Regions from separate parts of the Homo sapiens genome. Here region 2 is linked to region 1. A link is an interaction called in ENCODE POLR2A ChIA-PET data of the cell type or tissue named here. Cell type or tissue: Caco-2. All regions are shown on one strand. Links, peaks and the distances in the headings refer to the core of each region. The heading gives the core; the rest is flanking DNA. Region 1 holds the start of LOC105373610 (a long non-coding RNA gene). Region 2 overlaps LOC105373611 (a long non-coding RNA gene).

What was found. ChIA-PET counts read pairs that join two places held together with the same protein. Peaks named below come from ENCODE experiments on the same cell type or tissue, not always from the same donor. Only the 100,000 strongest peaks of a DNase experiment are listed, where the experiment ranks them.
Region 2: POLR2A ChIA-PET joins it to region 1 with 7 read pairs; 2 of 35 experiments call an interaction of 5 or more read pairs at or near these places.

The regions. Positions count from the first base shown.
Region 1 is chr2:128,376,444-128,383,046 of GRCh38, forward strand. LOC105373610 (a long non-coding RNA gene) reads right to left here and starts at 2,467. Exons shown (of 3, transcript XR_923317.3): 1 at 2,358-2,467; 2 at 1,912-2,072; 3 at 343-497. In Caco-2, for the core only: no CTCF peak of the experiment used is centred there; a DNase peak (open chromatin) is centred at 2,798.
Region 2 is chr2:128,443,915-128,450,517 of GRCh38, forward strand. The region is part of intron 1 of LOC105373611 (a long non-coding RNA gene); the gene reads left to right. It also overlaps the pseudogene RNA5SP103. Among named protein-coding and RNA genes, the nearest start is that of HS6ST1, 130 kb to the left of the region's middle. RefSeq lists enhancers at 2,561-2,855, 4,493-5,484. In Caco-2, for the core only: no CTCF peak of the experiment used is centred there; no DNase peak of the experiment used is centred there.

The DNA.
Region 1 (6,603 bases), core at 1,548-4,047:
CCTGACTCACCCTCCAGGAAGATGAAGAGCCCTGCTACTCTGGGCCTGGGGCACTTCAGGTGCTCAGGATCACCCTCAACAGTCCTGGAGGGGCCTGGGCCTTCCTGTTTCTCCGGCACACTGCTGCCCCTTTGGGGAAGGACCCAGGAACGTGACTGGCCATCCTTGCCATGAGGTTGCAGGGCCTTCCTCCCAGGGACCGCCCTCTCCTCTGGCCGGTGCCTTAGCACCTGACACCAGGCGAGGGACCCACTGGCTTTCTAGAGCGCCTTTGCCCTCAGTGTCCTGGCTGTCTGTCTCAGTCGCTTAGTGTCGCTACAACAAAACACCCAAGGATGGGTAACTGATGAGGAACAGACAGGTCTCCTCTGGCAGCTCTGGAGGCTGGAAGTCCAGGATCAAGGGGCTGGCAGGTTGGGAGCCTGGTGAGGGCTGCTCGCCACTTCCAGGATGGCGCCTGGTGCTGAGTCATCCGGAGGCGAGGCACGCTGTGTCCCCTGCAGCAGAAGGTGGGAGAGTCAAGCCCTTTCATAAGCACAGTTAACCCCACTCGAGGGGGAGGAGCCCCCCAGCCTGGTCACCTCTTAAAGGCTCCACCTCTTGACAGGTTCAAGCTTACTGGCAATATCTGCACTTTGGAGGGGACATGTTCAAACCATTGTGTCCTCCAACCTTGATTTATTCTGATGGCAGACCTTAAGCGATTGCCTGGCTCTCGGCACTCGCTGGCCACTCAGCTCTTGTTCCTCATCATGCACTTATGCCTGCTTCTGGCTGTGGCACTGCCACCTGGCCTCCGCCAGGTTGGGCTCCTGTCCTTGCCCCTGCTGCTCACAGCCGAGGTCTGCAGCAGCGTCTCCTGCCATCAGCCCAACCTGCGAGGGCCTCCAAGAGTGCGCCACTCACCACTGGGGCCTTCTTATGGGGGTGCGGGACATCCCCCTGCCCTTCCTGGGAACATGGAATATGGTGGGTTTCCTTCCTATGCAGCCCATCTGCTCAAGCAGGCCCACTTCTGAGAGCCTCTGCTGTGCCTCTGCTGTCTGCTGTGGTAATGCTGGCATTTCCACTTCTCACAGGCCCTCGCTTCTTGCAAGCTTGCAGGAGCCAGGAGCCATAAGCATGAGCTCTGTAACCCGGGTCCTTTCAGGAGGCTAAAGCCCTCCATGCCAGCACTTCCTTCCTTACCCGTGGCTCTGAACCATGATGCGGCACCCCCAAATGGGCATGTATTCCCCTGCTACGGCATCTCCCCTAGCCTTGCAGCCCTCTGGGAACACAGGGAGGTGATCTTGTTCTTCCTCTCACAGACCAGCACCTTCCCACTGGGGTGTGCCAGCTGTGATACTGGTTGTAGGAGGGAGGGGGCACTTGTCTCCTCTGGCACCGCCTGGAACCTGCCTCATTTGAGCCGCTGCAGGCTCTTCAGTCAGGTGGGGCACTGTCTCTTCATAGGGGAGGGGGCTGCCCTGCCCTCTCCTCTTGGCGGATTCCAGGATCTAGGAGTTGCACCTCTAAGTCTCCACATCCCTGGCCTCGAGTCCCATTCTTTGCACATTGGAGCCCTGAATGTGTTGTGGGGAGTATGCCTGGGCTAGAATTCCATTTTTTCTGAAGCGTGGTGCTTGTGCAGTCGGGTCCTGAGCTCACTCTCTGCTCTCTGTCCTTGGCTCAGATTAGGGCTTCCCTCAGTGCTGTCAAGGAGGCCCCTGAGATTTCACCTTGTGCCTTGAATGGGTCATTGATCACCCTAAGCCTGTTTTCATTTTCAGTGAATTGGTGACCTCAGCCAAGTGCTGTCCAGTTCCCTGGTCCTATGTGACTACTTCTCTCAGGGCCAGCGATGCTGCCCTGGCCCCTGCGTCCTCCTCTGCAGGTCTCCCGGCCCTGCTCACCATGGGCATGATTCACCTTTTATGCCTTGGCAGCACCCAGAGCTCTCCAGTCTCCATCTCCCAGGAGTGGCGGGTCTCCATTGCCCCCGGGCTGGTCAGAGAGCCGGCTCCAACATCTGCCTTTGGAGTCGGCCTCCCAGGTCCGCTGCCAGAGCTGACTGTCCTAGGATGGGTTTCCTGGAAACAGATGCAGAGCTGGAGAGTTGGGTGGGGTGATTTCAGAAGGTATCTCTGCAGGGAAGCTGGCTGTGGGGCTGGGCAGAGGGAGGCTCTGGGCAGTTGAACTGAGGCTTTGGCTGGTCCTATGGCACTGAGAGTGGGGACAGCCCCCCAGAGCTGTGCCTCATGAATGCAAGGGGCTAGGCCTTTGGACCGCTCACCAGGCAGCCATGGGCCTGCAGACCAGCTCTGGAAGGGGCTGCAATCTTGGGCGAGGGGCTGCCGGCGAGGCATGCTTCTCACCTTCCCAAGCAGCTGGCTGGCACGGGCTCGCAGGAGAGGAGCTGCTCTCTAGATGCTGAAGAGTGGCTCACTTCCAGGAGGAGGAAGGGTCCAGCTTGTCCACTGCTGCTGAGGAGCAAGTGAGATGTGGACTGGGACTGTCCCTTGCTCCAGGGGAGGGGTGGGGCTGGGCACCCGAGCGGAGAGGTGTTTGGAGCAGGTCACCCCAGATGCTGAAGGCTGGTTGTGGGTGTCCTCTGTGCATTATGTAGGGGCCTTGCCCAACCTCGGGCTTCAGTGGACAGGACAACTCTTTCCTTTTGTTTCCCTTTATGTTCCTCTCTCCAGCCCACACATTCCAGGAAGATGGGGGAGGAGGAAAGGCAGAACAAAGCTACCAGGGCCAAAGAACATTGTGGTCTTAATTGAAGTGTTCAAAGAAACAATCCTGTCGGATTTGAAGCTGTAAACAAAGCAAGCTTGCACTCTCCCCGCCCTCTCGTTTACCCACGTTATCATCCTTCCCCCCTCTCGCCTCCCTCCTGTCCATTCACTCCTCCAGCTGTCTGCACGGGCCTGTCTGCAGCCAGCAGCCAGCTCCGTGGGGGAGAGGCTGCGCTTCCATGGGTGCGGGCGCTGGCTCTCCCTTCCCTGGGCTGGACCCAGCCTGTCTGAACGATGGCACAGCTCCAGCTTTCCTTACATCAAGAGAGGAAAATATTTTGGAAAGGGGCTAAATAGAACTTAATTTGCCATGTGGTTGGAATTAACAGAGAGCACTTCCCACCAGCCTTTGAAGGGCTTGGTGGTTGAGGCCTTGCTCTCTCTGCCTTAGTTCAAAGCCTCGTCGTCAGGGCCTGTGGACATCCCAGGCTGGGCCGGAGCCCGCATAGCACATTGTGGGTAAGTGTTTGCCTTCAGTGGCTACACTGAGGGGTGGCCGGAGCCCTGGAAAGCCTTCCTCCTCACGCTGGCAACGCCTCCCTGAACTTGCAGGAGCAACAGCTCGGGGCTCAGTTTCTCCAGGAAGGCAGACATCATAGAGAGGTGTCCAGGGACCCCTGGTGAGTGTGACTCACTGGGGCCTCAATCCAGACCCTCTGGTTTCCTCTGTCTTGCTCAGGTCTTGCTCCCAAACAGCTAGGAGCCCCATGCAGCTCGCAGGGGAAAAGGGATGTGGCGAGGAGAAGGGGGCACTGCAGAGAGCACTGGTCAGTGTCATTAAAAACTCATCCACACACACTTTAAAGCCCTGTGATATTGCGCCTTAGGGATCCACTGTTGTGCACCGACCCGCCTCCTGCTGCTGGGGGCTCCGGCCGCTTCAAGACCCGAGCATGTAATCGCCTCTTAGATGAGGTTCCTGGAGGCGAGCCTGCTGGGGTGAGGCATGAGTGCTGTCGCTGTGAACCTCGCATGGCTATGAGTTGCACACTCCACCTTGGCGGCTGAGTGCCACCTCAGCGTCCCCAGGCTCCCGCCCCCTGGGAGTGCCTCCCGACCTCCCCGGATGTGGCAGCTCCTGTTCTCCCTTCATCTCACACCCTTGCTCCTGACACTGGTGGAGCTGCAGGTCGTGAGGGCTGCCATCCGAGAGTCCCTGCCTGGGGAGTCTGGCCCACTGAGCCTAGTCTGCCATGGTGGAGAGCCTGGCCATGACTCCGTGCTGCAGCGGCTCCTGAGGGAGGGGATCTGTGAGCCCCACAGCCTTGGTAGCCGGGGGTGAAGATGTCATGCATGGTAAGATGATATTGCAGACACCAGGGATCCCTGCCTGTCAGTGAGGAACCCGCCAGGCCACCATCAGCTCTCTGGAGCCCGGCCCAGGCTTCTGCCTTCTCTCTGGAACAGTCTGGGGGTCCTTTCTACCCCAACAGCGTTCTGAGAGCTGTGGAGTCTGGCTGGTGCCAGGGACCCCGACCCACTGCATACATCAGGGCACGTGTGCAAAGGGGAGCCGCCCCCTCCTTGGGGTGTGTGAATGTCACCCTGAGAGTCCAGCTTGGTCTCTCACTCTGACCGACCCTGCCGCCCTGGGTCCCAGTGCAATGAGTCTCCTTTCTGGGCACAGAGTGTGGGAACCAGTGGGTCCCTGCTCCTCTCCCTCACCCTCCAGTTCATCCTGTGGGTGTCCCAAATATGTGTGAGGGTCCAAGCACCCAGTTTTAGGCCCAGCCCCAGTTCAGACAGGTCAGGGCCCTGAGGGGATGGTGGAGCCCTAGACTCTGACACATGGCCTGACTGTGTTCTGGGAGTGTGTCCTGGATGAGTGCAAATTGGTGATTCCCATGGGGATGGTGCTCACCCCCGCAGAGAGGGAGTCCCAGACACAGAACCGGAAAGTGAGCTGGGGAGGAGAGGATGAGCTTGGCCCAGGCCGGGCGCCCAGGCTGCTGGACATCCCCATGGCTGAGCTTAGGGGCAGAAGACACTCGTGCAGGCCTGTGTGGATCCCTGAGTCCAGGGAGGTCCTGTCAGAGTGTCCCTGCACATGTGACCTGCATATCCTCCCTAGTGTCTGGAGACCAGGCCTGAGGAGGGCTGGGCAGTGTCAGCACAGGGGTCAGGACTGCAGCGCCCTGGGAGCCTGTGAGCAGGAATGCAGAGTGAGCAGGGAGGGCGATGGCCAGCGGAAGTGGGCGTGGACCCGTCGCAGGCACAGCTGGCCTTGTGAGCCCCTGACAGGGCAGAGGTCTTTACCTCAGCTTTGTGACCATAGGCAACTCAGTTCCTCATCTGTGATGTGGAATGAGACTCACGGGGTGTTAGGAGAATTAAGAAAGAGGACAAGTTTGGAAGCTGCCTGACAGCTGGAGACACCCCACCTGGCTCCTTCCTCCCTGCGGTGACATCTCAGGGTCCCCCACCCCCTTTCCCTCTCCTTGGAACCAGGGACCCAGGACTCTCATGCTGTTGCTGCCCGGTCCTAGGGAGGGCGATGGCCGTGTCTGATGGTCTCCAAAGGCTCTGAGCACATGAGCCCCTCTGGGGAGACCTCTTAGACACAGATAACAGCTGCCACTTGGAAACCATAAGCAATTACACTAAATGCCTGCTGTGCTGGTTAAATAAGCTGCTGTGATGCCATGCTGAACTGAACTGCGTTTGCACGTGATGCTGTTTGATTTAGTTCCTATAACAATCCTGCCAGGTGTCTATTATCTTCCCTGCTTCATTGCACTCTGGACCAGAGAGTCCAGAGAGGCTAAGGAACTTTCCATAGGCTGCATAGCTACTTACAGGTGGAGCTGAGATTTAAACAGTTCCTTGATGCTGACCGGGGCTGGCCAGTTTCCTTCAGAGTGAGACCCTGGGCTGCACCAGGATTCAGACAGGACTCCGCCTCTCACTAACTGTGATGTACCCTTGAGCACATCAGGTGACCTTTGTGTGCCTTAGTTTCCTCATCAAGGACACGGGATTCTTGGGACTGCATGAGTTAACGCAGGTAAAGTGCTTACAACAGTGCCTGGTGCACAGGAAGCGCTCATCTCATTCAGCCCTTGCTGCTCTTTAGGACTAGGATCTCAGGTTGCTTTTTTTTCTGCAGCAAAAAGCCTGGTGAGTGAGCTCACTGAGCCCCTGTGGTTTGAGCTGAGCAAACAGGTGAGAAAAGCTCGGTCAACACCATGTGCTGGGTGAGGGCTGGGCCACCTGTGCACAGGTTTTGGTGGGGTCCTCTGTGGGCTGGTGGAGGCGAGGAGAGGGCTTCTGGGGGAATCCTGAGGGATTGGGGTCAGGCCCAGAGCTGAGCCTCAACTCTCGGCTGGGAGTACATGGATAGGGCACTGCTAGACAGAACCTGGAGGGGCAGGCATGGGGAAGTGCTCTTTCACCAGATCCTTGATTGTAGCTTACAAACGTGTTACTTGCTCTGCTAAACAATTTATTATACACTCCGTTCAAATGGTACTTTTTTTTTTTGAGACAGAGTCTCGCTCTGTCACCCACCCTGAAGTGCAATGGCGTGATCGCGGCTCACTGCAAACTCCACCTCCCAGGTTCAAGCGATTCTCCTGCCTCAGCCTCCTGAGTAGCTGGGATTATAGGTGCCAGCCACCACGCCCAGCTAATTTTGTATTTTTAGTAGAGACAGGGTTTCTCCATGTTGGTCAGGCTGGTCTCGAACTCCTGACCTCGTGATCCACCCACCTTGGTCTCCCAAAGTGCTGGGATTACAAGCGTGAGCCACCATGGCTGGCCAGTACATTTCTTTTTTATTTTAAGACAGGGTACAGGGTTTTGCTCTGTCACCCAGGCTGGAGTG
Region 2 (6,603 bases), core at 1,617-4,116, 68 kb after region 1:
CAGGGGAACACAGGATGGCAGAAAGTAGCGGGTGCAGGGTGGGCTTCCAACGCCTCATCCAGTGGCCATCTTGGGGCAGGTTTCGATGCTGCTGGTGCCTGACCCTAGTTCATGAGATGAGTGAGGAATAACTGAACACTGTCTGGGAGCCTTGGGCAGACATTTGCTTTTGGCTGAGGCTGGCATTGCTGAATGATGCAGTCAGTGTGGCCCTAGGGTGACCAGCCTAACTCCCCAGAGTCTACCCTCCTGTGTCTGTGCAGCCCCCTGCTTCTGCAGTTAGGACCTCGCTGGGCTGTTCCTGGGGCACTGGGGAGTTTTCCTGGCAGGCAGGCCCTGGTGTGAGCATGAAGCTGCATGACCGTCAGTGACTCCCCAATTCTCTTCCTTGCCTCCCCTCCTCTGGCCCTTCCCTCACCACATGACTGCATTTCCAGGAGGCCCAAAGCTCCCTAGCACAATCCCTTTCCTGCTCTGTCTTCCCAAGAAGCTGCCCTGTGCATGGTGCTCTCGTGAGGACACTCGGATGCAGGAATCACTCTGTGTCCTCAGATGAGCGCTGGGTTTGTGCAGCAGTCTGGCCCCTCTGCCTGGCAGTGGCACCATCTGCTCCCAGTCCCTCAGGCCTGCAGAGCTCTCAAAGAGAGCCCATCTGGCCTGGGCCTCCCCCTCTTCTCTGCCAGGGCTCAGAGGGAGGTGGTGCAAGGGCCAGGTGGCACCCACCTGCTCCCCTCCTCTCTCACCACCAGGCAGCCCCCCACCAAGCCCCCGCTGTGGGAAGTTTGAGGGTGGCTGATATGGCCAGGCGTGGGTGGTGGTCACTGGGCTGTTTGCTGATGATATTCCCAGGTCTCCACTTTTGGGGATGTGGAAGGGGACCCATCCTGGTTTCCCTGTGGTTGGCTGGGGCAGAGTAACTGGTTCTGGCTTCGATGGTAACGAAGTGATGAGTCGAGAGTGGCCTCCAGGCTGGGCACTTAATTTCTAATGTGAGGCCTCTCAAAATTCTTTCTGCCTCTTCTACTAATCAGCCAAATTCCAGAGGGGAGACCCCAAACTCTAGCCTTGGCATGAGGGAACATGTAGGGGAGCCCTACCCTTCTCGTGGGATTCAGTGTGATCAATGCTGCATCTCTGATTTCTTTTCTATTTTTATTTTTTACAAAAGCCTACAGCACCCAGTATTCCCGGGTGGTCTCCCATCCAAATACTAATCAGGCACAACCCTGTTTAGCTTCTGAGATCACACGAGATCAGGCATGTTCAGGATGGTATGGCACAGACTGTATCTCTGATTAAGTCACTATAGTGAGGTTGTTGACTGTCTCAGGGCAGGAAAGCTGATACCGACTGACACAGGCCCTGTGGAAAATGCCTCTTGTTCAGAACGAAGGAGCTGCTCCTGGCTAGAGGAGCCCTGGTGATTCATGTGGTGCAACCCTTTACAGAAGGGGAAATTGAGGCCCAGAGCGGGAAGGATGGAGTCTTAGGTCACAGAGCCAGTTGGTTGGTGCCACAGCTGGGAGGCGATTGCTTGTCTTGTTGGTATCTTCTTTGTTGAGTCACATTGCTTCCAGAGACTGGATTTGTGGAAATGCTTCTAAAGCAGAACAGAAAAACAATGGCCCAACTTTGGGGTGAGGGAGAGTTAATATAGAGAATTTTTATTAAACACTCATTTTCAACCTTAGCCTGAGGCCAAGAAGACCATCCTGCTGCTATCATTGAGGCTGCAGGCTTCCTGGCAGGGGCGTAGCTGAGTCGGCCCCTGGAAGCCTTTGAACAAAGTTTGCAGCCTTCTCTGAAGAGCACACTGAGTTCCCTGGGAGACCAGCCAGGGGAAGAAACAGGGGCTGGTGCTGGCTAGGTCCTTTCTGGGCGGGCTCACATTGCTGCATGTAGGTTATATTAGCCTTGTCTCGTTCTTTTTTTTTTTTTTTTTTGAGATGGAGTCCCATTCTGAGCTTGGGCTGGAGTGCAGTGGTGTGATCTCGGCTCACTGCAACCTCCACCTCCGAGGTTCAGGTGATTCTCCTGCCTCAGCCTCCCGAGTAGCTGGGATTACTGGCATGTGCCAGCACACCCGGCTAATTTTTGTATTTTTAGTAGAGATGGGGTTTCACCATGTTGGCCAGGCTGGTCTCGAACTCCTGACCTCAAGTGATCCACCCTCCTCAGCCTCCCAAAGTGTTCAGGGATTACAGTGGTGAGCTACCACGCCTGGCCAGCCTTGTCTTGTTCTAAAGGTGAGTGCATGGAGGTTTGCAAACATTGACTTGTCCAGGGTCACACAGCTGGTAGGTGATGGAACTGGATTTGAATGTGGGTGGTGTGGCCCTAGGACTGGTTCCTGGAGCTGTCAGCTGCAGCCCTGGCTCAGCATCCAGATTTTGCCACCTTTTAGCTGTGTGTCTGTGGGTGTTGCCTCACCTCTGAGGTTGTTTCCTTGCCCCTCAGTTGGATCCTAGGGCAGATCCTAGGCCTGCCATCTTGGTGTTCCCATGAGTTTTGCAGACAACGTGTGTGAATGCTGGTTAGGGCCAACGCAAGGCAGGCAAGGCTCATGCATGTAGAGTCCTGGGAGTTCCTCCAGCACAGAACCTCTTGGAGATCTGCTGCTTCCACCCTCGGGCCGGCATGGGTGCCTCAGCCAGCACCCAGCAGTTTCCCCGGAAGAGAAGCTCAATTTCCCTGAGGCTTTGGTGGCAGTTCCCAGAAAGGGCTGTCCCCTTCTGGGAAGGAAGGAGGAGAGAGGGTGGTGGCAGGGAGCAGCTGGTGGCTGAGCAGAGAGGTCAAGGGAGGGGAGCGGACGCTGCCGGGAAGCACATATTGATTTCCTCCTTTTAAAAATGGACTCAAGTGGAATCATTCATAATGTGCTCTCCCACCACTGACAATACCCATTCCCATCACTGTCAGGGAAATGGATTTGCAGCACTCTCAGAAAAAACCAACATGTTGCCGGAGACGAGCAGAGGCGGCTCGGTTCCATCCCCAGATGCTTTCTGGAGACAGAGGGCGGCAGGATGAGCTGTCTGGGATTGTTCCCGGGGCAAGATCTGCAGTGAGCCTTGCAGCCCCGACAAGCAGCCACCCCATCGTGGGCCGGATGTTGAAAGGGGAAGCCCAGAGGGGTCTGACAGAGCCCTGGGGTCGGGGAGGCCGCCTGGGGAAGCCAGTGTCTGAGATGAGTCTCAGGAGTGGCCATGTAGAACCTTCTAGGTGGAGAGACACCATGCCCGGCCCCTGGCCAGGTGGCTCCCTGCAGGAAATCAGTGGGAGCCCAGTGTGGCTGGGACTCTCAGGGTGAAGGCAGGAGATGGGGAGGCTGGAGAGAGGGACAGGAGCACCCGGGGGTCCCAGTGTCTTTCTCTGCTACCACCCTCCAGGGGCCGTCAGTCCAGGTGTGGGGAGGCAACTTTGGGTGGGGTATGGCCCCTGCTGATCACCCACAATGCCTGCCCTGGGTCTGGAGCTGGGCAAAGGGACACTGACCGGAGGCCACTGTTCTGCCTCCCTTGGGCTTGGCTGGGGCTGCCCAGCAGCAGTGGACACATTCCCAGCCATGGCCCCCGTGGGTGGTGCCGCCTGCTCTGAAGACAGCCCTGGCCAGTCCCCTGTCCAGGCAGACCATCTCCCCTGTCAGCAGGGCTCAGGAGGCCACCACACCCAGGTACATCTCAGTGTTCATTCATCCACCCAATCATTCCTTGGGAGGAACATCGACACCTGGGCCTGGGCAAGGTGCTGGGGAGCCAGCCCCATAGCTTTATGGCAGGAGCAGGTGGGAAGCAGGACCCACAGTATTATGGTGGGGGCAGGTGTGGGGCAGGACCCCACAGCGTTACAATGGGGGCAGGAAGGGGGGCGGGACTCACAGTGGTATGGCGGGAACAGGTGGGGAGCAGGACCCACAGTATTATGGTGGGGGCAGGTGTTGGGGGGCGGGACCCACAGCATTATGGTTGGGGTAGGTGGGGGGGCAGGACCCACTGCGTTACAGTGGGGGCAGGTGGGGGGCGGGACCCACAGCATTATGGTGGGGGCAGGTGGGGAAGTGGGACCCACAGAGCTATGGTGGGGGCAGGTGGGTGGTGGGACCCACAGCGTTACAGTGGGGGCAGGTGGGGGGCGGGACCCACAGCATTATGGTGGGGGCAGGTGGGGGGCGGGACCCACAGCGTTACAGTGGGGGCAGGTGGTGGGCGGGACCCACAGCATTATGGTGGGGGCAGGTGGGGGGCGGGACCCACAGCGTTTCGGTGGGGGCAGGTGGACACACACAGGCTTTGGAGCCACGCAGACTAGGATCAAATCATACACTGTGGGTGACCTTTAGAAAGCCATCGAAGATCTCTGGGCCTCAGTTTCCTGAACAGCAAAACAGGGCTAACTCTTGTCAGATGGCTGTGGGGCTCCAGGGATATGGTGGCTATGAAGGACCTGGCAGGTATTAGGCCCCCACCAGGGCCCCAGGAGCTCAGCCCAGGTGCTCTTCGTTTACCTGGACACTTCAGGCAGGCTGCGCCACAGGGCCTTGGCACGTGCTGCCTCCTCCCTGTCACCCCAGCACTGCCCCCTGCCCTGCCGTATCCTCTCGCCACAGTGCTCAGTGATGTCCCACGGAGATGGGTGTCTTTTCTTTCCCTCGCCAGAATGTGAGCATCGCCAGGGCTGGGGTTTCGATTTGCTTTGTTCCCCCAGTCTCTTCCATGCCCAGAACAGTGCCTGGCCAGTGGCAAGGGTGAGGGGTGCTGCTGAGTGGCTAGAATGTCTGAGAGCAAAGCCATGGCCATTTCTGCTCACTAACCCTGAGCAACAGGAGAGGGGTCTGGGCCGAGGGCCTTAGTGGAAGGGGGCTGTCAGTCCTTTTGAGCCTTCATGAGGTGGGAAGAGAGAGGCTGGGCCTTGGAATCAGAGAGCTGGTTCCACCCCTGCAGGGAGTGCAGGTGGGAGGCTCAGGCCCCAGGTGAATCAGGCTCTGTCCCTGCCTGTGAGAAGCTCCTGGTCTGGAGGGGGCCCCAGCCATGAGAAGAGTTGGAAGCCACCCAGGATGATGTGAGAACCAGACCCAGACAGTGACTTCCCGGGTCAGGGTGCCCCTTGGCAACCTCAGACAGCTGCTTGGCAGTAGCCCAGTTGGCCCCTTAGGGAGGCACCCCCAACCTTCCCTGGCCACGTGGGTGGGTATTCATGGGCCTGGCTGCTGTGTAGGTCAATGAGACCCAGGCTCCTTAGGAGCTGTGTGCTGGCATGTTGTCTCTGTCCTCAAGAGCTGTTTCCCCCTGGTCATTACAGGTACACGCAGATGGCAGAGGACCTGTAAAACCCCTGAGGGGTCAGGGACGTTGCCTGGGCTGAACAGTTGAGGGATGCAGCAAGGGACTAAGTCAGGGTGCCCACCCCGGCACACACAAGCATGGGCCTGGGATTTACCAAAGGACGGAGTCCTCTGTCAGTGATGAACACGAATCTTCCTGGGAGAGGGGCCCGAGCTGGATCTGAGTCCTGTCTGGCTGATGCCCTCTGACTGTGGGTGGTGACTGGCTCACTGAGCCTCAGTTTCTTCACCTGTAAAGCGGGCGTGGTAACAGTACGGCCTCAGGGGCTGTCTTGGGGTAGAGTGCACACTGAGCACTGCTTGTTCTCGCAGTTACCATGGGGATTCGAATTCACTCCACGGCATGAACCACATGTGCTGGAGGGGCCTTTCCCGAGATCTTTTTGGATGGTGGAGCCTCTGCAAGTAGACTGTAACCAAGAAAGGAGGGCGGTGGGCCCAAGGCACAGCCAGCCCTTCCCAGTTGCGTGAGTGGAGGAGCAGTGGGTGGTGGCCTTGCTGGAGAGAGAAGCCTCCGGGAGTGGGCCTGGGCCCCGTGCTCCTAGCCTGACCCTCCCGGTCTGAACTGAGCCATCTCAGGGAAGGCCGTCTATAGAGGGCAGGCTTAGTGGGGCTGTGGCGCTGTCTTCCCAGTGCTGGTGGGGATATACCGCAACTCCGAAGCCCCGCGTGTGTCTGGCTCCCAGCCCTTCCCTTCAGAGGCCCAGGCCTCTGGCATCAGGCTTACTTCCGGCTCCTGGCCAAAGCTGCAGCAGCTCCCAACAGGACAGTGACATCTGTCTCTGGGATCAGAAAGTGGTGGCTGAGGCTCACCCCATCCTAAACAGGAAGAGAGCAGGCAGACGAGGCTGGGTCCCTGTCACTAAGGCCTCTACAGAGGCAGGGCCACTCAGGGTGGACATGGCCACCCAGAAGTGTGGCCTGGGCTGGGCTAGCCTGGGAGGGTGAGGAAAAGGAATGGATGAAGAAGACTGGGAGATGCACCTAGCTTTGATGCCTCTGCTTCATGGGTCTCTTTGATGCCTCTGCGTCATAAGGCTGCTGTATGCTCTCGCTGGATGGTGCGTTGGATGGCCAATGGCAGGCAGACAGCGTTCCCGCCTCGGCTCTGAGACCAGGCATCTCCTCAGCACAGAGGGCCCCACTCCTTCAGGGGTCACCACTGGAGGAGCCACTACCTCTTTCCTTGAGTTATCACAACAATCCCAGGTCACTCCCAGTGTCACCCCGTTTTACAGAAGAGACAGCTAGGGAGTTGCGGA